Regions from separate parts of the Homo sapiens genome. Here region 2 is linked to region 1. A link is a loop called in an ENCODE intact Hi-C map of the cell type or tissue named here. Cell type or tissue: Panc1. All regions are shown on one strand.

Region 1 (2,500 bases):
GCCTTGGCCTCCCAAAGTGCTGGGATATAGCCACAATGCCCAGCTATAATTATTTTAAAGTTGGATGTTTGACTTCTTTAAGATTTAAACACAGGCTTAATTTCATCACTAAGAATTACTAGCATCACATCATATACCCCATTAAACAAATGAGTCTATCCTGAGACATTTACAATCATAAACCATATTAAGACCTAGAGTCTGCTACTTAAAATTCTTTTTTTTCTTTTTTTTTTTTTTTTTGAGACAGAGTCTTGCTCTGTCGCCCAGGCTGGAGTGCAGTGGTGCGATCTTGGCTCACTACAACCTCCGCCTCCCGGGTTCAAGTGATTCTCCTGCCTCAGCCTCCCAAGTAGCTAAGACTGCAGGCATATACCACCACGCCTGGCTAATTTTTGTAATTTTATTAGAGATGGGGTTTCAACTTGTTGGCCAGGCTGGTCTCTAACTCCTGACTTCAAGTGATCTGCCCACCTCAACTCCCCAAAGTACTGGGATTACAGGTGTGAGCCACCGTGCCTGACCAGCTACGTAAAATTCTCATATTTGAATTGGCTAGACATGTTTAAAGAAGAAAAAAACTATCCAGTGTGCATAAAAATTGTAGCATGCCTCTGCATCCATGCTTCTCATACTTTCACAGGAAATGAAAGTGATACTTAATTATCAAAATAAAAATCCACAGAATCTACATGTGCAAAACAACTTCCTTTTTCTGTTATTCTCAGTCACCTAAGGACAAGAACTGAAAGAGATCTTTTGGCTGTTGGTTCCAAGAAACAAAAGTATTTTCCTATTCAGAATAAGTAATCTCTTAGGGTAACTTATATACTATTTAAACAATGATACTATGTAGTAAAATAAAATACTAATCGCCACTCAAGAAATTATATTTGATTTGATATGGAATATGTAAATGCCTCTGAGTCAACCAATAATCAAGCTCTGTGCTTTTCTCTCCATGGTGCTCAACTTCTAACAAAACGTTGTCTTTCAATTTTTGTGACCTCAAAGTCCAGGACTGCTGATTCAATCTCACGCTACTCCTCTACGAATATTTTAGGGCAGTTTGATGGGACATTATGTCCACAATCTATCCAAGCCAAATCAAGGTTATTGACAGGATCTCACATAGATAAATTTCACCTTTAAAAGTTTTCCACCGTCAGGAAAATGGGGCTGCTACAGGCTGGTGTTTATGCTGCCACCTCTCGGCCTTATAAGGAAATACATCTCAGGGAGAGGAAAGGAGAATTCTTGCTGCAAATTATATTCCTATTGTATTTATGTTAGGGCCCATGAATGCTTCTTAAATGGGGAAAGAGGAGCTCACAGCCTGCAGAATATTATGAAAGCCTGAATCCTCTCTCCAGAAAAAAAAAACACATACACAATAGTTTTTTGTAGATAAATTTGGACGTCTTGAAGCCCATCCATGTCCCACTTTCTATACTACAAATTCAGCAGAGCAACCTCATTTTTCGTGTTGTGACAAAAATTCTGTAAAATGGAAGAAACTGGACATTCTGGGAGGATGGTTAGAATATAAGATACCAATAGCATCTTATTCAGAAGAAAAATTTTGACATCAAATGATTTTTAGTTCAAAATTAGTAGTGTGTTGGGGGAAAAAAAAACCGATAAACTTTTCCCTGCAGCCAAGAATGTTTGGATTTTGTTTCAAAGTTAATCAATTGGAAAGGCTCTCTGGGAATTCTGGGTGGTATTTCCAACAGAAACATTATGCTTTTGACACCTCTATTGTTGATATGTTAAATCCTCTGGCAGTTGAGTTTTGGATCAAGTAACTCGGTGGGTCTGCTGCACGTGGTCTGTTTATTTGTTTAGCTTATAGAAATGTCTTCTGTGTTCCTATGAATATTTTTGCAGCACAGGTTACACAGAGCTGTCAGCTGCCTCCAAGTGTTTTAAGGACGGATGCTTGACTTGTTTAAGATTTAAGCACAGGCTTAATTTCATCACTAAGAATTACTAATGGCACATAATATATACCATTAAACAAATACATCTATCTTGAGACATTTTATTGTCATCAGCCATATTAAGACCCAGAATCTGTTTTGTGTGTGTGTGTGTGTTTTTTGTGTTTTTTTTTTTTTTGAGACAGAGTCTCACTCTGTAGCCCAGGCTGGAGTGCAGTGGCGTGATCTTGGCTCACTGCAACCTCTGCCTCTGGGGTCCCGGTTCAAGCAATTCTCCTGCCTCAGCCTCTTGAGTAGCTGTGATTACACGCATGCATGACCATGACCAGCTAATTTTTGTATTTTTAGTAGAGACGGGGTTTCACCATGTTGGCCAGGCTGGTCTTGAACTTCTGACCTCGTGATCTGCCTGCCTCAGCCTCCCAAAGTGCTGGGATTACAGGCGTGAGCCACTGTGCCTGGTCAAGACCCAGAATCTTAATATCTCTACTTAAAATGCTTATATTTGAACTGGCTAGGTTTGTTTAAAGGTATCAATGGGAGAGCATATCCCAGTG
Region 2 (2,500 bases), 260 kb before region 1:
TTGCTACCTGAAAAATATAATGTCCAACACCAAAATAAACCAGTGGATTACTTCTTTTAAGCTAAATTTAGGCTCCTTTTTTAAAGACTCAACTAAAAATGAGGGAGAAAGAGAGAGTCTTAGGGAGATGATTCTTAGAAGTGTGTGTCTGATTTAGTTCAAAAGGCAAAGAAATTTATGCTGTTTAGAAAACTTTGCCAGTCTCATGGTTCTAAAATACTTTATTGTAGTAAAGTGATATAGCTGTAGAAAGACTTCCATTTCTAACAGTCCTAAATATTGATTTTGCTTGACTTATATATATTTAAAGCATCGTTGTTCTTGAAAGGGAATATGACAAACTATTTCCCAAATACATTTTAACTTCAGAGTATTTCTGTGCTATAAGTCTAAACATTCTTTATCCACAGACATAAAAGCCTAAATTCCCAACTGTGTGATTTCATCTTGATTTATTCCAAAATAATTTTAAGGATTTTTTGAAATTTATATCATAAAGACCAAGAAATCAGATTTTAGTTTTTAATATAATAATTTTTATAAATATATGACCTATTTAAGTGCATGGATTTTAATATGTAAAATATGCTATATTGTTACCAAAAATATAAATTATACTTTAAGAATTTATCTCAGGACTTTTTAATACATTCCCAGTAAATTCAATATTCACTATTTTTCAAAGTTTTTTTTGTTTGTTTGTTTTTGTTTTTAAGTGGAAAACTCAGTACAATTACTTAAACCACCACCAGGAAAATCCCTCCATTCTCTATAACAAAGTAAGAATGTTTCTCTTTGTGGCAAGTGGGTTAAATATGAATACTATCCTGGTAAATCTCATATTATAAAGCTACACATTTTATTTTTGATTAATTCTTTTATATAAAATATAAGGAAAGCTCATACCCTGTGTGCTACAATTCAGCTATCTGTGATACATGCTTTTTCCTTCCATTAGTTTTGCCTTTTTAAGAACAGTTCCCATACTTGAATGTATTCCAGTGGAATTATGAGCATTTTCCCATTTTACTCTTTAAATCCTTTTGCTTTTAACTATCCAGTGTTGACATTTGTTAAAAAAAAAAAAAAATCTGAGGTGTTTTGCTATTCAGTTTTTTCCACTGGCATTTTGCAATGGTTTATCACTGAAATTATATCAGACTACTTAAAAACAATGCCAGGACTTCATGAGTACCTCTATCAGGAACATGTGGGATAATAGGAAAATAGATTAAAAAAAAATTTATCTATATAGAGTGTATTTTTTCTGACTGTTGGGATAAAATGGTGGGTAGCCAAATCTCCCCAGGATTTGACGTAATTCTTCAAGAATAAAACTGATGCCAGAAAAATCTCCACCATGGCCTGGCACAGTTTGGGAAGGTTGATGTTGCTGAAATGTAAAATAAACCACAGAACCACATAAGGGCTCAAATAGTGCAATGAGAGGATTTACTGGTGATTTTCTTAAAATGAAACAATGGAAAAGACGGGTGTTAGATTTATAATACGTCTCACTATTTTCTCTGTCTTATAGGGATTTTTTAAGCGAACAGTCCAAAATAATAAAAGGTACACATGTATAGAAAACCAGAACTGCCAAATTGACAAAACACAGAGAAAGCGTTGTCCTTACTGTCGTTTTCAAAAATGTCTAAGTGTTGGAATGAAGCTAGAAGGTAAGATTCTTCTAAAGACTACTGCCTATTAAAACTCTCCAAGGACATGAACTGTAAAACAACATTGTACTTATAGCATGGTAACATTATTTTCCCAGCATTTTAACACTACCGACAATACTGTAAGATCTTTCTATGTTTCATCTGCAGAATAGTCTGAGTCTCATTTAATCATGGTGAAATCTACTAGGAAAAAAATTTAAAATATTAGTTGTCTTTCCCCTGCCCACCCCCTTTTTTTTAGTCTGGGGAGCAGATGCATTAGACACAAAAAAGGGAAAAAGATCAGGTTATGAAAATAAGACTAAAGCAATCCAACTGAAAACAAGAATAATTTGTAAAACTATTAAAAGTAAAATATTCTTTGAGTTTTTAAATCAAGATACCCTTGGAAAAGTTTGATTTCAATTCTTTTTAAAAGAGGTGTGCTTGTCACAAGTGTTAACTACTAATTTCATGATTCTTAAGAGTTAAAGCCTTTAATGGTGAAAAGGAGTTTCTCATGTAGGATATTATCTTTGATAGTGTAGAAATGTATTTTTTTAAAAGATAATGACTGAGGCTGCAAAATAAAAAATTGAGAATCAGGAAACATGAAAAATAACGAACTATTAAATCATTAGCAAAGGTCTGAAAAGAACAAGAAAGTGGCTCCTGAAAAGCCACACTTGAACTTTGTTGAAAGAGCAGACCCTATACTACAATGTACAGATTGGCAGGCAGTAAAGTTAATATGTGACTGCTGTAAATAATTTGTAGTTCATGGACTACTATGGTATGTTGCTGCTTTCTAGCCTCTGACCTGCTTGCTTTCCATGGAT

What was found. Peaks named below come from ENCODE experiments on the same cell type or tissue, not always from the same donor. Only the 100,000 strongest peaks of a DNase experiment are listed, where the experiment ranks them.
Region 2: it touches region 1 in a loop (2.1-fold over the local background); 3 of 110 quality-filtered maps call a loop at or near these places.

The regions. Positions count from the first base shown.
Region 1 is chr1:200,306,466-200,308,965 of GRCh38, forward strand. No RefSeq gene overlaps it. Among named protein-coding and RNA genes, the nearest start is that of LINC00862, 66 kb to the right of the region's middle. In Panc1, CTCF peaks have their summits at 1,194 (motif pointing left) and 1,404; no DNase peak of the experiment used is centred here; H3K27ac peaks cover 565 bases.
Region 2 is chr1:200,043,906-200,046,405 of GRCh38, forward strand. NR5A2 (nuclear receptor subfamily 5 group A member 2) reads left to right here. Exons shown (of 8, transcript NM_205860.3): 4 at 1,538-1,679. Among named protein-coding and RNA genes, the nearest start is that of NR5A2, 17 kb to the left of the region's middle. In Panc1, no CTCF peak of the experiment used is centred here; no DNase peak of the experiment used is centred here; H3K27ac peaks cover 252 bases; H3K27me3 peaks cover 288 bases.